Linked DNA regions of Mus musculus: region 1 is linked to region 2. The links are chromatin loops, found by intact Hi-C in ENCODE. Cell type or tissue: heart. All regions are shown on one strand. Links, peaks and the distances in the headings refer to the core of each region. The heading gives the core; the rest is flanking DNA.

Region 1 (10,044 bases), core at 3,131-8,130, 66 kb after region 2:
CTTTAAAACAAAACAAAACAAAACCCACAAAAATAGGAATGTGGTTTTGTTTTAATCCTGGGAGCAGGATATCAGGCTGCTTCAGAATGACCATAGCAGCTGACTATGATTTGCCTCGTGCTTTAGCAGGGCTGTGATTTTGCCAGCTGAAGATAGTTTCTGCGATTGTGTGGTATTGTATGTTGTTGGGATTTCTGGGGACTTTTCAGAGGGTACATAAATGCTAGGATACTGGGTGTCATGGTTGGTTGCTGTTGGTTGAATTTTGTTAAGTAGTCCATGCACAAAGAAGCAACAATAACAAGGAGAAATTAGATATCCTGATGGTAAAGATCAAACTTGCCTCAAGGAACTGGACACCCCTAATCATCAGGAAGTAGTCTAATGATAATGTCCCACCTTTCTGACCTCTGACCTTATTCAGGGATCTCTTTCCTTTCCTCTCTATCCTTTTTTTTTTTTCTCATATCTAGTGTTAGGGGGGTTGAGAGGGTGGACTGAAAAAGAACCCACAAAGTGGCAAAAAGATATCTACATTTGGCTTCCTGGGTCTGGGCATTAAAACTGTGTACCATACATCGAGCTCTGCTCTACATTTGTTTTGATGCAGGTAAGATGTTTCGGATAAGCACAGCGGGAGGAGACACATTATGAACTTGGGATCACTACAGTGAACTTGAGTGTGAATGGCTGCATCACACATCACAACTGGCAGCAGAGTGTGAACAGGAGGCTAACAAACTCCCAGATGTGATGGATACTATCTACAAGAGCAAAAATAAGTCACATTTCCCTCTCCAAGAATCTAACCCATGGGGCAGAGACGAATTTTTAATTAAAGAACTTGACCTGTAAAAACAAATTGTTCAACTGGTCCCTGCCAGGTCCAAACAAGAGGAATTAAATGAAGCATAGTTCTTGATTTACATTGACAATGAAATTCGTGGATGTGAAGGTTGTCAGAGATGCTAAGATTTTCATCTGACAAGACAAAGGCCTTCTGCGGAACAAGGGAGACAGTTTAAAAGGCAAGCCACGGTCAGCATGGTGGTGTACACTCCTTATCCCAGCATGGAGGCAGAAGAATCAGAAATCCAAGGTGAACTTGGGCTGTGTAGCCAGAACCTATCTCAAAAATCAAAAAGCAGCTGGGTGTGGTGGCACACACCTTTAATCCCAGCACTCACAAGGCAGAGGCAGGTGGATCTCTGGGTTCCAGGCTAGCCTGGTTTATAGCCCAGGAAAGCGAGAGGCTACACAGAGAAACCCTGTCTCAAAACTGCTCCCTCACCCCAAAGCAAACATGAGACATAAAGCAATTCAGAACACCCACCCAAAACAACAACAATGAAAAAGGATGCTTAATTTCATTTGTCTAAACCAGTGGTAGACAAATGCCTTCTACAAAGAACCAGAAAGAAAATACTTTGGCTTGTACAGACCATATAGTCTCTGTCACAGCTTTTAATCCATCCCAATGCAGAACAAACACAATGTCAGACAATGTACAAATGAATAAGCATGTCTATCTCCCAATAAAACTTTATGGATGCTGAAATCGAATTTTATGTAACATGCACAGGTTACAAAATGTTACTCTTTAAAAGTTTTGTTTTCAGCCATTTAAAAATATAAATTCTTGGGCTTGGGATCAAGCCCTGTACATAGATAAGCAAATGGTTATCTAATATGCACAAAGCCTGGGACTTGATCCTTAGCATCACAAAAATAAATAAAAGTAAATAAATTCTTAGTATTCCCAGTAGCCCAGAGATGGAGACAACTCAAATGCCCATCAACAGTGGGTGCCTCTATACATGCTTTGCCTTGGCCTGAAGGACATTGTGCTAAGTGGAATAAGCCAGTCGAGGACAGACAGATATTGTATGGCTCTGTTTCCGTGAAGCATCTCATCACATTCATAGAAGCAAGAAGTAGAATGAGACTTACCAAAGGCTTGGGGCAGGGTAGGGTTGGAGGGTGAAGGTTAGTTACTGGTTACAGAATTACAGTTTTACAAGATGAATGCTTCCTAACAAAGCATGCAGGCTTCACACAACTGAAGTAGACATTTTAAACGGGTACATTTTACTGCTGTATTTTCAAAGCTACAATTGAAAGAGGTGAATTCTTCCACTTAAGCCTGGCAAATTTGGTTATTCTTTTTTCCTTTTTTCAAACTATAATTACTAAAAGAGAGTCTTCTTCGCTACACAGAAACAGGCAGTAGACTCCCGAGACAGTCCAAATCCATGCTTCGAAGCGTCCCTAGCAAACCCTCTAACCACAAGGAGTGGGAAGGCCAGCTCCTGAGAGGCCACCCACCAGTCTGTGAAACGCCTGTGAACACACTTTCAAATGGAATTCACCAACATTTTTAAACCCTAGTCCGTAATGCATGCTGTTTTAATGCAAACTTGGCTCTCACTGCTCTAAAAGAAAAAAATCGGTAGAAACTGTTGCTTGTTCAAGCTCAGTGCCGGAAGGGTCCTTCAGTGAACACTTTCCCCAGAGTGGGCTGCCTTTCCATCGGTCCGTTTGGATGTCCATTCCCAAACACTAACCCCCCCGAGGCACCCCAAATAACTTAAGCCTCTTCAAAGTAACAATGACTAGCCACTTTGTGGTTTCTCTCCAGAATGACCAATGCTCAAGTGGCCAGTATTTACCTGTTCTGTTCTAATTGTTTTAGGTTGATTTCTTTTCCTAACCCTAACTCTAACCCTGCTTTCTTATCTACCTTTTCTTTTTCCTTTTTTTTTTTTTTTTTTTTTTTTTTAGTGCTGGAGATTGAACTCATGGCTTTGTACAAGAGAGGCAAGTAATTTACCCCCAAGCTAAATCTCTAACGAGACCTGACCATCTGATTTCTAGAGCTTGCTTTCTGAGTGGCTGTATAGGAACGCCACCTCCCAATCTCCCCCAAGAGAGTGGGGTACCACTTACAAATGACGAACCTTTCTTGACACAACCTCCCCTGAAACCCACAGTTCACCTGATGGCTCACTCCTGATGATAATTCGTGATTACAGGTACCCACCTGTATAGCTTCACACGGAGCAGTTCATGGCTGGCCCCCCAAAATCTTGTTCTGACTACTCATCCCTTCCTGTCCCCAACCCCTGGTGACCAGAACTTTCTCACTGCGCCAATAGTTCTGCCTTTTCTGGGAGAGGTGGGATCATACAGCACGTAGCCCCTTCAGATTAGCTTCTCCCAAGTGGATACTTTCTAAAATAAAAAGCAACATGTATTCCTAAGTGTGGGAGCTTCCGAGTTGGATGATAAATCTAAATCCACACTCTGCATTCAGTTCACATGGACAGCTGGATCATATAGGGACACAGTCTGAGTTTTGCTGAGTGACTGGAGAAGCCAACTAGGGATTTTAAATGATAATCTCCAAAGTGGAAAATTAGCTGTGGAAAATCAGGGTTTGATAGACAGCCCCCTTTCCCATAATTCCTCCTTCTGTTTCACATCTTACCTTGGTCCCCCTCCCTCCTCTCCCCACCACCATTGTCTCTTCTCAGAGCACGGGCAAGCCTGGTCCTCAGTGTATAACCAGCAGGTTATACACATCAGTGATTAAGCAAAAATGCTGCCCTTGTTTAACAAGGTGTTCTGACAGGCACCTGCAGATGTGCGTGTGTGGGGTGGGTATTAACATCCCTGAATTCAATCTAGAACCTTTAATAGTAACCAGATACTCAGAAACAAGCAATCTTTCAGAGAGATAGCAAATGCTAATGGGGGGGGGGCAAGGAAATGTCAGAATGTTGTCCTGCTGACCTGGAGACTTGGCCATTGGTCTGGGATAAGTACGCTGTGGCTAGTTTGCAAAGCACCCCTTACTCTCAACGCGATTCTGTTATTGGGGCTTCCAATCACACCAGACACATTGAGGTGAGGGCTTAAGGGTTACAATTAGGGCTTTAATGAGCCATGTACTCTCATGCCAAACGTTCAAGATTGAAAACTACTGGTCAGAAAGCCCCAAAGGCAGGGGACTGGAAGGTTCTGGAAGGCTGGGGCTGGAGGAACTGTATACAGGGTTTGTTAATAAGAGACCCATTCCCTCCTGCATCCTCCGAGCAATGCCCAACTCTCCAATCAGATCCTGGCCATTGTCCTCAGGGGCGGGGAGTCCAGTCTTGAAACCACAGGGTACCCCTTCCCCTGTCTCAAGCCACCTGGAGCGCCTAAGCAGTGCCTGTCTAAAGCCACTTCACTCATCTCTTTTCTAAGACACAAGGCTCCTAGTTTGTGGCTCTTAAGAAAGTATTCCCAAAAGAGGATCCCAACTCTAAAACTGCCTCCAAATTATTACTATTAATATTAATTATAGTGCTGCTGTTAAATATGCCCCGACAGTAACTCTATCCGACAGCATCTTAGGAAGACTCCATCTCCCTTTGTGCACGCTTATGTTTTTCACCCTCATCTCCTCTGGTCCGCAATAAAAGCAGCCCGGTTCCCAGAGCATCCAAAGTCCTGAACCCCACTCGCCATCCCTCCTGTCCCTAAACTCTTCTTCTATGCCTATGGTAGAGAAAAGCTCGCTTAGGGACCTCCCTTTCGGGGCACCATTAGCAGGGCACGAACCCAGGGTGATGCCAAACTTAGGAACCCGAGGGCTCAGGAGCCGACGGAGCCCCCGCCGAGTGGAGAGACGGCGGCCTGGCCGGCGGGTCCCCAGGCTCCTCCCCTGGGGTGGCCGAGCAGGAAGCGGGGCGGGCACGGCGCGGGGGCGCGCGGGGCGTGCGGGCGGGCGCGGGGCCCGGCGCCGGGGGTATGCGCGGGTCTGGGCGGGCAGCCCCGGCGCACAGCCGCGGCCCGGGCGCACGGCGCGGGGCGGAAAAGCCTGTTTACACAGACTGCACACCGCCTGGGGAATAATGCAGTAAAGGAAGTGAGCAGGCTCGGCCTGACTGCTCCAACTTCCTGCTCTCACACACACCAGAGGAGGGGGGGGGGGGAGAAAAAAAAAAAGAGGAGCGAGAGAAAGAAAAAAAAAAGAGGGGGGAAAATCAGGATCTCATTACAAGAGCAACAGACCGTCTGCAGACGCCTGTCAGCATGGAAAGTCGGGGGCTTTCGCCCGGTTCCTCCTAGAAATCTCCCCAAGAAGACTCCCAAACGCTCCCCCACGTCTGGGTAGGTTGCAGGACTGTTTGCCTGTTGCTCCAGCGCTTGCAAAGTTTTCTTCGGGCTATTTTTTTTTTTTAATTTTTCCTCTTTTTTTTTTTTCTCCTTTCTCCTTCTTTCTTTTCTTTGGCTGGTGGGGGTGGGGTTGTGGGCGCTGTGGGGTGAGTTGTAGACTGCGTTGGGGGAGGATGGGGGTGCGTCCCCGCGGGGGAGGATGCTGTGCGTCGCCACCGCCACCGCCACCGGCGCCACCCCGGGAGCTCGTGCTCGGGCCTGGGGTCTGCACTGCGAAGCCCGGAGGAGACACCCTGAGTGCAAACTCCTGTATCCCTGCAGCGAGGCTCCGGGGCTCTGGGATTAGGGATAGTGGTCGAAGCGGGCTGCGTGGCTGGAGGCTGGATTGTCACTGACCTCCAGCCGGGGTTGCGGTCCGGATCCCTTCAGGATGGGCACCGAGGCGCGAGTGTTCGGATTCAGGGGAGAGCACAGGGGTGGAGAGGGAGCGGAGGACTTGGGCCATGGAGATGTGGGGCCCGGGGCTACGTCCACTCTCTCTGGGCAGGTGACCCCCGCCCAGGTCACCGCCCCAGGCGCACGCCCAGTCTAATGGACATTTAAAAGCCGGCCGAGTCGGCTAGTCCAGATTCGGATTGGGGAGATGGGCCAGGCAAGGGATGAACTTGAAACTCTCAGCTCTTTAACTTCCAACTGCCTGCTGGCCTGTAATGTTACTGGAACTTTTTTTTAAGGGGGGGGGGCTTGAAATTGGGAGGCGGGAGCTAAAAATATTAAATGGTCTCTGTTTTGTTACGACCGAATCATTCCGAGGATAAGCTGCAGTTACGCGGCGGGTGGGGGTGGAAGCAAGAAAGGCTATTTCAGAAACTGCAAAAGGGGCTTTTTAGAAGGAAAAAAAAAAAGAGTGTCGGGAGAGTTTCTGGCTTGTCTGGAAACGGCAAGACTAATTGCCGTGCGCTTCCGCTTTGAAACTGGCTGCAGACAGCATCTTGAAAATGACTCACTGAGGAGCTCACAAAGAAACTGCGGCTTGCTGCTGCTTCTCAGGTTTATGTATTTGTGCCTTTTACAGTTTCCTTTGTAGTGTTTGAGGGTCCCCCGCCCCTTCCCTGCCGGCCCCCTCCAGCCCTCCCCATCTCGAAAGCCCCTCGCCGTCCTATAACTCCCTGCAGTGCTCTGCCGGAGGTGGGGAGGGGGGGGCAGTTGGGGGGGGGGCGTATGGGGGGGGGAAGCCGAGTTGTTTTTGGAGTTGGCTGGGGAGAGGGTTAAAGGGATTCTGCTGCTGCAGGGGGAAAAATGTTCCTTGAATTTTCCACTGGCTGCTGCAGGAAGAGAGAGCCCTTTAGTCATTGCTAAGTAATGTCTGCACACACACACACACACACACACACACACACCCCGACTAATCGCATTGGGAGTTTCCGCTACTCCGCACAGGAGGGGTTTTGTGCGAGCCACTGTCTGCCTGCAGACTTATTGACTTAGAGGTGCCTTCTCCACCCCTGCCAGTCTTTCTAGGGCACACTCTCAAAAAACTTGGCAGTCCCTTTGGCCATTTTGGGTCTCAGTCATGCTTTCCTGGGGGGCGGGGCTGGGAGAGGGAGAGAGAGAGAGTTGTATGTATGTTCTGTTTTGTTCTCTGATGTTCAATCAACTCTTACACAAACACACATGCCTGCCCATCCTCTCCCATCTGTTCCTCTGCTTTGTAGGGGTTGGGAAGGGGGACATGGCTGGGGGGGGGGGGGTAGGTCAGGTCAGGCTGGGAAACCTAGCATGTTCCAGGCATCTATCAGTGAGAACCTAAATCAATTTATGAGCCCTATTGCCCACCAAAATATCCACTGGTCTCCTTCCTTCTCTCCCATCCTGTGGCACACATTTATTTGGAAAAGGGTCAGTTACGGGTTTGAATTTATGAGGATTATAAAATTACAGATTGTGTTAGGAGGGTATGTAGGTCAGACAGTTAAGGAGACTGTCCATAAGTGTACTAAGAGCTTCCAGTAATGAGTGCTTGCAAAACCCCCAGAGCATGAAAAGGGATGGCCTTTCAATGCCAGATATAGAGCAGGCTCTCTCTCTCTCTCTCTCTCTCTCTCTCTCTCTCTCTCTCTCTCTCTCTCTCTCTCTCTCTCTCTCTCCTTTTAAATGTTGACTAGAAATGTGTAGAGTTACTAAAAAGGACAAAGAATTTCAGAGAACCCCACTGAAAGCACAGGGCTTCTTTCTTGCCGAGGACATGGTGCCTCTCGTGAGGACTTCCAAGATGTTACCAAGACTTCTCCTTTGGCAAATCTGTCCTAAAAAACAACCCAGCCAGCCCACCCTAGGTGAGTCAGTGGGCCAGACTTCCAAGATGCCCCTCAAACGTTTCCTAGGGCTAAATGGGTGGTCAGTAAACTGCTGGTGTTGAGTGTTCAGTAGGACCACAAAACTTCAGCTGATGGGGAAACCTTCCAGGTGCTACCATCATCCTGCAGGAGGATTCCAGAAGGTTGTGAACACTTCCTTCTAACCCAGTGCTTCTCAACCTAACAGTGCAACCCTGGAATACAGTTCCTTATGTTGTGATGAACCCCCAACCATGATATTATTTTTTGTTACTACTTCATAACTGTAATTTTTGCTGCTGTTATGAATCATAATGTTAATATCCGATATGCGGGATTATCTAATATGTGACTCCCCCAGACGGTCTCGACTCACAGGTTGAGAACCAGGTTCTGAACAGAAGGAGGGTATCAGAGTCCAAGTTGTTGAAGAATCCTGAGATCTGCTTCTGTGGTTTTCAACCAGGAATAATTTTGCTTCCTACAAGGAACACCTGTAGGGGTGCTAAGTCCACCTGGCAGAAACCAGGGATGCTGGTATTCAACCACCAGTGTCCCAGACAGCTCCCCATCGATAATCTGCAAGTCTCCCGTGCTTACGCCAAGCAGTTATTTCACCTTAATGATGAGGATGATAAACTCTCTCAGGCATTCATTCAACAAACGGACATTAAAGTCTTCAGTGGTCCCTTTGACAACATACTCTTTATGTCTGTCTCTGTCTTTTTCTCTCTCTTGATCCCCATCCCCATCCTCCAACTGTCTTCTTTTCTGTGCCATTGAATGATAGAATGGCAGATGCTGACATTGTGATGATATAACTTTCATGAGTTGAATCTTTGAACTTCCCTCAGCACCGAGTCTTCACACAGCCAGAGCCGATGCTCTTTAGATGGGAAGAGCCCTGTTGGGATGGGGAGAGTCCTTGAATTTTGACGATACCTAAGCATTTACTTAAAACCTCCCCCTTTGTCTCCTTCTGAAAGAAACCAATTAATTCAAAACTGCTAATATACAGTAAATGCAACCCTGAGGTCATACATTAAAATTTATGCTTGTCATAACTTTTTGGAACTTAAATCTCTTCCTGAAATTGGTTTTAAAGGACTTCCAAGCAGTGTGTATAATTTAAAATCTTCCTTCCCAGCGCTCAGATATGGGACTTTGTGCGTTCTATGCTACCAAACTATATTTATATAGATAGCTTTGTCAGATGTCACAGAAACATAACCTACTGGCAAGCCCAAGGCACTTAATTAAAGAATTACCCACAGATATGACTTCCTGGAGTAGTCTTTTGTTTTAAAGGTGAGTTGCCCCTTACTAATAGAGAGTTTGGGTCCTTGACATGCCTAGGCAATGGCAGGATCCTCTTTGCTTCCCAGACCTCAGACTCCTCCTCGTGCATAAAAAGCAATGTGTTCTCTGTCTGTTTGATTCTGTGCTAGCGGCCCCTTCCCTAGACCTCCTTAACTCACCTGTGTTCATGAGCAAAGGCCCTGATGTGCACCATGTGGCTTCGAATGTTACAGGCAGACATTTTTCTTTCTTTCTTTTTTTTTTTTTTTGTTTTTTGTTTTTTTCTTTTTCGAGACAGGGTTTCTCTGTGTAGCCCTGGATGTCCTGGAACTCACTCTGTAGACCAGGCTGGCCTTGAACTCAGAAATCCGCCTGCCTCTGCCTCTCAAGTGCTAGGATTAAAGGTGTGCGCCACCACCGCCCGGCTTCTGGCAGACATTTTTCATGTAGTAGTTGGCAAAGCTCCTCTTGGCTTTCGCAGGGTGACTTAGAGCCGGTTACAACCACACCAGTCACGAGATGTCTTCTCAAGGCTACTTTTTCTGTTTTTCTTGGTTGTGAAGAGTATCACAAATTACTCTAGGAAAACAAAGAAAGCCACAACGACAACAATAAACATCTCCCCCAAACTCCACTGATAACATTTTGTTGTATATTTTTGTAGTCTTTGTAAAATGTGCCTTGTGTACACAGATGTGCAGGAACATGTGTGCTCGATCGCTCGGAAGGTTTTATTTAGAGTCACGTCTTACTTTTTAAAAGAGTGCATTTTCACCCAGCACCCCCACAGAGTGCAGTTTAATGATGACGGCTGAGATTCCAAGTTGCCAGACAGTGAGCTTATGTTTATGGAGGGTGACATGATTTCGGATGAACTGGTTTGGGGTTTTGTCGTTTGGAATATCTTAAGAATGCTGCCCTCTTGAAAGACTGGGGTTCCTGTGTGCTGTGAAATTTGGGATTTTGATGAGTTTCTGTATGATTTAAGAATGAGTCATGATTGGCAGTGGAGTATCGAGCTGTAGTAACAGGAAGTGAGGGCACACTACACATCAGAGCAGAAAGCTAGAAAAGGGGAGAGAATGGACGTTAAACTGGAAAAAATATACCCTAGGCTGAGCTAGCTGTGGAGGGGAAGAAGGGTTCTCGTAGACAATCTTTGTTTCTTGCTATATCTCCACTTTCCAAACTTTTGCTGTTTTAAATTTGTTTTTGTTTTTTTCAAGCTCAATATTACTATAGCCTG
Region 2 (10,044 bases), core at 3,017-8,016:
AGACTGTAATCCTAACACTCAGCTATAATCACTGTTAACATCTGGTGGGAATGGACATCTATAAATCAGATATGGGTGAGGGAGAGCAAATATCAGCATAGTTAGGGGTATGCTCGATGTTGTTTTAGTTTTAAATTAAAAAAAAATTTTAAATGTTAGTTTAAAAATTAAAAATTTTAGATTACATTTTAAATTTTTAATTAAAAAAATTAAAAATTAAAATGAATCTCAACTTTGTTTTAGTTTATTTTTTCATCACTGGCAGGAACAACCTAGAAGAAGATTTATTTTTGCTCTCAGTTTCATGGGAGATGCAGCTGGGGCTCCATCAGTGCCACTGGCAACTTGGCCAAGCAGAACTCCTTGTTTCCTAATCCTCTGAAGTGAACAGGTCACACTGGGTCACCTTAGCATCTCCCCTTATTATACCTCTTTCCTGATCTGGAAACTTGCAAGCCCAGACTCTTTGACTTGGCATAGGATGCTGCGGCCCGTTGTCTTAAACTCCTGTCTCATCACCTTCCCACTTTGATGCTGTCTCTATGACTTATAAACTGTGGAACGCTCTAGTATCACTTAGCCCTGTTTCCCCTCAGGACCCTCATCTGTCTCAGAAGGATAACAACCACAGTGATGTCACTTGATTCTCACTCGGACGTAGTCATCAGAGACCAATCAATGCTCAGGACATTAAAAAAAAAAAAAGTTTTCCCACAAGGCCAGATGGTAGATACCTTTGACTCATCGGGTCACAGCCTCTTTCTAAGATGACCAACAGCTAGAATCTGAATGTTTGTGTCTCCCAAAAAAGTGTCTAGCCCTAGTCCCCAAGATGATAGTATTGAGAGGGGGACAGGATGTTTGGACACATGAGTGGAACCCTTATAAGAGGGATCCCAGAGAGCTGTAACCTATTCCACATTGCAATTACACAGTGAGATTACATCATAGGTATGAATCTAAAAGCTCTTACCAAGCACCTAATACAGGTGCTTTGAACATCCCAGCTTCGAGAAATGTGAGAAGTAACTCCCTATTGTGTATAGGCCACTCAAATTATGGTCCAGCAGCTCCAAGGGACGAGATAGGCAGCCACAGACAACACAAAAAAGAATGAATATAACTGGTCCACCAGTGAGATTTTATTTATGGTCACAGAAATTTGCATTTCAAGTCATTTACATGTGTCATGAAATCTTTCAATCTTTTTTTGGGGGGGGCAAGGATTTAAAAGTATAAAAAACCTTTCTTAGTTCACGGAGAGTCGGTTACAAACACAGGTGCTGGACTAGGTCTGGTAAACAAGCTAAAGTTTGCTACTCCTGGTTTCGAACACCACCGGGCACACAGGAAGAGCTTTACAAGTCTAAGAGAAGCGGTTACAAGAAAGGGGAGGGACCAGGACCTGGGATGTGACAAGGAGGTGGGAGTGGGACAGATGTGTCAAACAGAAGATGGGCTAAGGACCCACCATCCTCTGAGCATCTCTCTCCCTTGTGGGGAGCGGGTGTGGCGGCAGTCCCAAAGGCGCCAGAGACTGCAGCTAAGTCATATGACTTGCACCTGACTTCCTCATATAAGACACGAACATCTTGAGTGCTGCGCAGGTGTACCAGGATTCAGGTGAATCCAATTTGGTGGAGATTTGCCCCTGCTGCCCTGATTAGCTGAAGCTGCGTGCCTGGTGAGGTGGCGTGGCCTGCTGTGCGTGGATGGGAACTGAGAGTATATAAGAGTGAGAGGCCCGGGTTAGAGGGAGGATTATTATTCGAGAGAGGATTGTTATTATAGGGAGATATAAACAAGGGAGATATAAACAGGGGAGATATAAACAAGGGAGATATATAGAGAAAGAAGAAATAGGACTGAATAAACGTGTGCAGAAGGATCCTGCTGTGGCGTCGTTCTTGCTGGCGAGTTGGGGGCGCGCTCGACAGTTGGTGCCGAAACCCGGGACAAGAAACATCTTCAGGCAAGAGCGAAGACCCCCTGCTACAGGGAGGATTCAGAACTGCATCACGGGGAAGGAGCAGTTAATAAAGGTTCCCGTAAAACAGACTGTTGAGAAGGATCTGGTGTGGATTCAGAACTCTTCAGCTGGGGAACGGTACTGATGAAGAGAAAGAAGAAAGATGAAGACTGAATAAACTGCTGTTAGAAGGACTGGTGGTCGCGTCGTTCTTGCTGGTCGAGAGCAGGCGCGACAATTGGTGGCCCGTACGGGGAACCGACTCCCCCACCGAGTTCAGAACTTTCAGCAGTCAGTGGTTGCCGGCAGGGTAAGTTCACGGTGAGTGAAACTTGTGACCCCAGGAGTTTGGGAAGGACCTCGGATAAAATAGAGGTGAGCATAAAGTTGCCAGGAAGCAGGCACAAGGTAACGAAAGGTTCCTGGTTTTGGGATAAGTTAAGGTTCCTGGTTTGGGGACAAGTTAAGGAACTATGATAACCTCAGTGTAGTGATCAATAGATCCTCGCTGTGTAGTTATGCTTTTTTCTCCCATTGACCCTTTGTGGGTAGGTCTGATAGTTTTGGTCTTGTTTGTTCTGATATATGGACTCTGTTACTGTTTGAAACTGTGTGTAGAGGCAGTCAAGACAGGTCAGAAAATCCTTATAGAGCAACAAGAAAGTATGTCGGAAGAGGAGAAGGGCTTAAAAAGAAAAAGAAAAAGAAAAAGAAAGGAGACACAGTGTTATCAGGTGGTCAAAAAGGACAAAATAAAAGAGCCGAGGTGGAGGAGGAAGGCAAATTAGCTTTTGTGCCGCCTCCCTATGCCTCCTCAGCAGCCACCTGTAGGTGGACCTTCTGTCCGGATATTTGGAGAGGATCGACCAGATCAGGTGTTGACGTGGGCGAGAGGGTCTGTTTGTGTGTTTCCACAGGATTAGACGGAACCTCTTTGGGTGCCGGAGAGATTGGTGAGACGCTGCAAGAATGAGGCTCCTGATCCAGTTGCCCCTGTGGATGTGGTGGATGATCCCACAAGCACAAAGGATGGAGCCAAGATGAGAGATCCTTTCGGTATTCCAGAAGCCGATACCAGCTCGACATGACATTCAAATTTTTCCACGCTTTTTGATCCCTGAATTCCCCTTAAAGAGATAGCCCCTCTGGCTATCTATCCCTTGCTTCAGAGAAGATGAGCGGGGATGAGAGCCCTGGGATGTATGCTTGTTATAGTGTGTGTGTGTGTTGTGTGTTTGGCACATGTGTTAGGTGCAGAGTGTGCAGGCCCGCACTTTTGCCATGGTAGCGTAGGCTTTTGCTGCAGTGGAGGCGGGACAATCTCCTCAGATTCGGTTTGCCGCTCTAAAAGAAATTATGCTGCGTTATGCCGTGGGGTGCGAGGCTAAGCACTGCACAGAGGATAGCTTGCTGTTGGCATCCTGTGGAAGGTATGTCTGATTGCATGAAGGTTCAGTGTCCTAGTTCCCTTCCCCCAGGAAAAACGACACGGGAGCTGGCCAAGACCTCTCTGGGTGATGAGCCTAAGGGATGGTTTTGTGTAGGGCCCCTATGCTTGCACACTGGGGATCAGACCTCTACCTTCACCCATGAGGCTTGCTTGCAGCAATTAAGATCTGGCCATAAGTTAATTAACATCCTGGCCTTTTGATGCACCTGCCACAAGCAAAACACAATCTCCCCAGGAGTGGCTTGGCATGATAGAGAGGTAGTCAGTGATAAGACTCCCTGGGCATGTCACCAACCTAAGACAGGGATCAAACCAATGCTGTTTGTCTCCCAAGGACGGGTAAGGGGCATGGTTTCGAGGGGCTATCTACAGACATTCTCTCTGCCAAAAAAGAAAAAAGGGGGAATTGTGGGGAGCGGGTGTGGCGGCAGTCCCAAAGGCGCCAGAGACTGCAGCTAAGTCATATGACTTGCACCTGACTTCCTCATATAAGACACAAACATCTTGAGTGCTGCGCAGGTGTACCAGGATTCAGGTGAATCCAATTTGGTGGAGATTTGCCCCTGCTGCCCTGATTAGCTGAAGCTGCGTGCCTGGTGAGGTGGCGTGGCCTGCTGTGCGTGGATGGGAACTGAGAGTATATAAGAGTGAGAGGCCCGGGTTAGAGGGAGGATTATTATTCGAGAGAGGATTGTTATTATAGGGAGATATAAACAAGGGAGATATAAACAGGGGAGATATAAACAAGGGAGATATATAGAGAAAGAAGAAATAGGACTGAATAAACGTGTGCAGAAGGATCCTGCTGTGGCGTCGTTCTTGCTGGCGAGTTGGGGGCGCGCTCGACACTCCCTGAGGTCGTTGGCTGGCTTATACCCTTCATTTGCTCATGGGGTTGAGTAGAGCTCAGAGGGGTTCAGTAGCATGCTCAGACGGCACTGCACAGCTTATCTACGGCACAGCAGGGACGTGAACCTGCTCTTTAGAGGACATAAAAAGACTGTACTTTTCCCACGGCCACCATTCACATATTTCAGGAAGCTTACGTGAAAGATGCTACGTCAGTGGAAGAAACCATTTACCTTTGACCTTGTCAAGTGAACAGTCTAGTGGGAAAGCAGATATTCCTCTGAGCAATTCTAACTGAGGGAGACACCTCCTACTGCCAGAACCCCTGTGAGGAGCCCTGGGTTTACAATCCTAGCCCGTATTTGGGAAATCTGGGGAAGTGATGTCTAAACTGAGACTGAAAATGGAGAAGGAAGGGCCCAGGAAAGCAGGAAACAGAAGGATCGCACTAACCCACAATTTTGCCTGTGTAACCAAGTGGCCAGCTTAGCGCCCCAATATTTCTGAAGCTGGTTGTGTTCCTGGTGGCCTCTGATAACAACCCCATGGTGCCCTTGGCTCCCTACCATCTCTTGTCCTGAGTTGCCTTTGTATTTCTGTCCCCCCCCCCCCGCTCCCTGGAGACAGAATTCAGTCCGATCTCTGTTTTTATCATCACACCCTTGAAGTTACTCTATTCGTTGGGGAATGTTGACTCCGATTTTGGTGGAGGGAGGGGTCCTTTCTGGAGTTGGGTTTCCTGTCCCTCCAGGCTCTCTACTTCCTTCCTGGAGCTGCAAACAGATCCTTCCTTTGTCTTGTGGGACGTGTCCTGCCCACCTCTGTGGAGAGGATGAAACCCTATTTGTCATATTAGACAGTGCTGCCTTTCCAAGAGAAGCTGTGAACATTCTCTCTACGCATCAAGCCTTTCTTTGTATCCTCCTTTATAGATGAGAAAACAGAGTTGTTCACCCAAGTGATGCTGTTGGGAGTGACAGGCAGGTCAGTCTAAATCCCAGCTCCCTTTGCTCAGCTACTGTGCTCTGTTTTCCACCGAGATGGAGGACTGCCCGGGAGGGAGACCCGAAGAAAGAAGTCAAAAGTCCCCAGTGGCTGGGTCCACATAAGAGAATCAACTTCAAAAGAAGTATTCATTTCTGATTACCTCCCCGCCATCTGAAGGTGAATGCTTCATACACCTTCTTCCAGAGTGAGAGAGGTAGACAAGATTGGCTGTGTTCACATCTGACCCCCACCACCACCCTAGACACCACCAAATACACAAGGGTCCTCCATGAGAGAAATGTAGGTGACCCAAAAGGCCACAGTTACTGTGCTTAGCTTAGTAAGAGAGTTGGCACCCCCGTAGGGTCAACTAGAGTAGAGGGCCCAGGCGTGGGGGGTCTGCCCACTGCTTGACCTGAGACAATTCTGGGAGACAGCAGTGAACAGACTCTTAGGAGAGAAGAGGAGAAGGAATCAGGAAATGATAAAGGAAGACCTGTTCCACGTTGGGGAAAAAAAAGGGGGGGGGGCAATGTTTGAGCCAAAGTGAATTTTGGTCACTGAAGCTAGAAGCTAGACAAGTTCATATGGGCCTAGGTCTCAGCTTGGCTCTTTGGAGCGCTTGCTTCCAAGTCAGGGACCTTCATTAAATGACAAGGAAGTCAGTGTCTCTAGCTATAAACAAAGCCTTGTTTCCTGAGTCCAGAATGCCCAGGGAGAGCCATTATCGCTCTGGTGTTGCGAATTCTGACCCTCCTCCACGGCTGAGTGTATGATCTCTTCTGCTGACCTGCTGACACGAACCTAGAGGAAAGCAAAGAACAGGAGGAGCCCCGCCTTTAGGAAGTTCTGAGCCCAGAGCAGCAAAACCGGGCTTCCTCTCCCCTTCACTCTCAGATCTCAAAGGTCACTGTGGTCTGGCAAGCCCTGCCCCCGCCCCGTCGAGGCCTGGTTCAGCTCAGCTCCTCTTACCTCACACCCTACCAGCCAGCAGCCCCCCAAGTTGAGACACAGCCACCTCTCTAGCCCACCTGTCCCCTGGTTGGACTTTCGGACATCTGCTCTTAAGACACAAAGGAAACCAAAACCCAAGGTCACAGTGGCAGATGCTGCCAGGCCTCAGGAAGTATGCTTCTGGTCCAGGGGACAGCCCTGGGCAGCCCTGGAAAGAGGAAATCCTCTTTGGCATCCAAAACAAAGATTGTGTAGACCAGTGTTGTCCCTAACGACCAGCCATCTGTAAGCTGTGACAGCCTCCGATTAGTCCCAGCTTCTAGGTGTGCTGGAAAGAATGCACAGGGGTGGTAATGGATGGTAATGAAAGGTTACAGGTCTGGATGACTAAATGGCACCAGTGTGAGGTCCAGGAATCCCAATTAGCAAGGCTCCTATAGAAACAGATGGAGCCGAAAGGTGTATTGGCTCTTCAGTGTGAGCAGATCTGTGGGCCCAGGCCAAGACACTACTGAATCACATGTCTAGGATCTTAATGTTTCCCTACCACAGATGAAGACTTGGGACTATAAACTCTAAACCTAGCATCTGGGTTCGGTGCACCTCCCCTACTACCCCTGACCCCCCACAGTATCCAAATTCTAAAACTCTGTGCATTTTGTCTTTTATATAGTTGGTAACTAATTACCATATCCCAAGAATAGTCACATCAATTGGTGACAAGTTTGGAAATGTGACAAGTCCCCCCCCCCTTTTTAAAGTGGAATCAGCCCGCTAATTGCACAGGCTATACAAAAGGCAAAGTGTCTAATTTCTCACCTCTGGGGCTGTCAGATCCCTGCTCTATTCTGCTGGAGGCTTAATTCATGCTGTCAGGGTTACCATGGAAGATTGTATATGCAACTCTAATTTGAGTGCTGTGGGTTCCACACTTTCTCATCCTAATGGCTCCTGATCAGGGTCAAATTTGCTCCTGCAAAGACATCTGGTGATACACATGGAGACAATTCCAGTTGCTGCCATTTGGAGAGGGGACATGCTCCTGATATCTATCTATCCAGCAGGTAGAGACCCGAGCATCTCTATGCAAAGATTCAGCCAGCCCGGAGGATGCTAGTGTTGAGATTGGGAACTCTAGACTAGACTGAGAGCTGAACCAAGAAAAGAAAGGCCAGTCAGTGAGCTGTGGAGAAAGGCCAGGAAGGTCTGTGAGAGGCAGCTGCTCTCAGGGGCCAGCAGTGTCAGGAAGAAACCCAGATTTTCATGAGCAAACAGAGTTTGCCAGATTTAATTAGCTCCCCGATGGATAAACCCGTCAACTCCAAAGGCACTACCAGAAGCCCGGACTTACCCAGTTTCTGACAAAACCTCCTATGTTCATCAGTTCAGAAAAGCTCCTGACTTATCACCTTGTACCCCTGATGGTCCAAATGAAGCTTTGAATTTCGGGAACGTCTTGGAACATCCAATAACAGTGTTGGAAGGGTTACCGATCATCTTCACAAACTATTATAACTAGTTATGGATTGGCACCTCTTACATATACACAATGTAAGTGTGTGTGTGTGTGTGTATGTGTGCATCTGCATGTTCTTTGTTTTTGAGGTAGGGTGTCACTATGTAGCCCAGGCTAGTCCCAATTAATGCACTGGGTGACATCCCAAACCAGGGATTCCAGGGCCCAATTTCACAGCTTCAAGCTTCGTTCTGATATTATTAGTTGAGTGACCTTTTGGGAATTCTTCTTGATTCCTCAGTTTCCCTGTGTGTGAAATGGAGACAACAATACGAACCCTAAGTGAGGCCTGTTCTGAGAATCAAATGGAGGATCATGGGAATTGCTGAGGTCAGCATCTGCGCACAGTAGGGGCCTTGATAGCTGTCACTGAAAAGCAAATCAAAATGAGCAAATCTAGCAAATGCAGTCAAAAATTAAAATAAAAAACGTGAAGTTGTTCACTCTGACGGGGTACCATAAGCACATAAGCCATAAACACACCTTCCAGGACCCCACAGGAAACCTCTCTAAGTAGCACAAGACTCACAAAAATTGACTTCAGAGCTTAATAAATACAACAAGGATTTCATACCTGCTACTCCATTTAAGGAAACATTGCTTTTATTTTTTTTTAAAGGCAGCCCTTTAAAATAATAATAATTTTTGCACACCTGGGAAATTAGAAAACTCACAAAGTTACTTTGCAAGGCACACTCATGTCTTCTAAGCTTGCTGGGGCTTTTGAGAAGACAGGGGAGGAGATAGGGGCGGTCACAATGATGCTCACATCCTGAGCCACAGCCCTTACTCCAACCCAGAACCCTGGCAACTCCATGCAGTCAGTGGTTCATATTGGCTTCAACCCAAGATTACAACGGCTGGGGATTTGGGGGTCCAGTAAGTTTTCAAAACACTGCCATTTGAACAGCTATATAATTGTCTTTATGATTTTTGAGAACCCCCAAGATTCATTATCAGAAAGCTTATTTTCTTTTGATTAGGTCTCACTGTGGACCCTAGGCTGACTTCTAACTCATAAGCTCTCTGCTTTAACCTCCCACGGCTGGGACGGCAGGTGTATGCTGCTGCCATCAGTTGTTAATAGACATCATTTATTACTGTATATTAGTTACACAAAATGATGAATTTCACTATACTTTCCTATGTATATACATTTAAAATATGCTTTGATCAGAGTCGTCCATCAGTGCTCTCCCCCACGTCTTTTTCCGCTAAAGCTCACAGTGTGGAACTCCTTATAAGATAGGTGCAATGAGGTTGGCCTGTGGATCACACTACTGAGACTGAGACAAACTCAAGTCTAGGACTAGGAAGGGACCTCCTCACACTCACGTGGTTGCAAACCGAGAGGCAGCCCGTTGTCTCTGCAGTGAGGGGAAGGTGGACCAAGAGCACAGCCATGGCTGCTGAGCAGCCCTCTGTGAGCTGGAGAAGAAGCCCCTTGATCATTTGATACGATGCTGAATTCTCATCCATTCCTTAGCCTTTTGTTCCAAGGAACAAGGTGGGTAATGCAAGGAGCCAGAGGGCCAGAAAATGGCTCAGTGGTTAAGAATACTTGCTGCTCTTACAGAGGACCTGGGTTTAATTCCCATCACCCACATAAGATGGCTCACCATAGCCTATACCTCTACTTCCTAAGCATCTGTCATCCTCCTTTGGACTCGGGTGGTACCTGCGAGCATATGGTGGGCATACAGACAAGCAGACACACACGCATACATGTAAAATAAACAGCTTCTTCTTAATGTACTCAAAAGGCAAGTTTTCTCAAATTGATTCGCTACTAGTATCACAACCCTGAGAATATACTAAAACCCACTGAACTGCTATAGGTGAAGTGTACATCATACAAGTAATATCCTAATAAAGCTATTATATGAAGAGAAGACAGAGAAAGAAGGAAAAGGGGGGTGGAGAGAAAGGAGAGGGGGAAGGGAGAGGCAAGACATGACTAAAGCACAGGGCTGTCCTGGGCAATATCATCAGATGCTGAAGCAGCAATGTGGGTATGGATACCCTTGTAGGCCAGGAGGATGTGACTTTCACATTCATGGTGGGTTCTACGCAAATGGGTGATGTGGTCTGATTATTAAAGCAATTTTGTCTTGCCTATAGACTGACTAGGGGACAAGGGGCAATTCTCCACTAGAAAACTCCATTTTTCCAGAAGGTTCTGGTAAGAGGTTGGATGGAGAGCAGTGAGGACTACCCGTCCACGTGAAGCCTCACCCCTCAGCCTGGGTCCCATCCTCTCCTCCTCAATGCTCGCCAGCTTCTAAACTAAGGGAAGAGCTGAAAGAGTTAGCCAAGGAC

Evidence for each region. Hi-C counts contacts between places; a loop is a spot of excess contacts. Peaks named below come from ENCODE experiments on the same cell type or tissue, not always from the same donor. Only the 100,000 strongest peaks of a DNase experiment are listed, where the experiment ranks them.
Region 1: a loop joins it to region 2, with 4 times the contacts of the local background. A loop is called at or near these places in 1 of 42 quality-filtered maps.

Annotation. Positions count from the first base shown.
Region 1 is chr10:93,305,865-93,315,908 of GRCm38, reverse strand. Elk3 (ELK3, member of ETS oncogene family) reads left to right here and starts at 4,750. Exons shown (of 5, transcript NM_013508.2): 1 at 4,750-5,157. In heart, for the core only: a CTCF peak has its summit at 5,403; DNase peaks (open chromatin) are centred at 4,808, 5,598, 6,178 and 6,618; H3K4me3 peaks cover 4,255 bases; H3K27ac peaks cover 3,840 bases.
Region 2 is chr10:93,371,526-93,381,569 of GRCm38, reverse strand. No RefSeq gene overlaps it. Among named protein-coding and RNA genes, the nearest start is that of Gm17745, 40 kb to the right of the region's middle. In heart, for the core only: no CTCF peak of the experiment used is centred there; DNase peaks (open chromatin) are centred at 5,029, 5,599, 6,069 and 6,399; H3K27ac peaks cover 1,940 bases.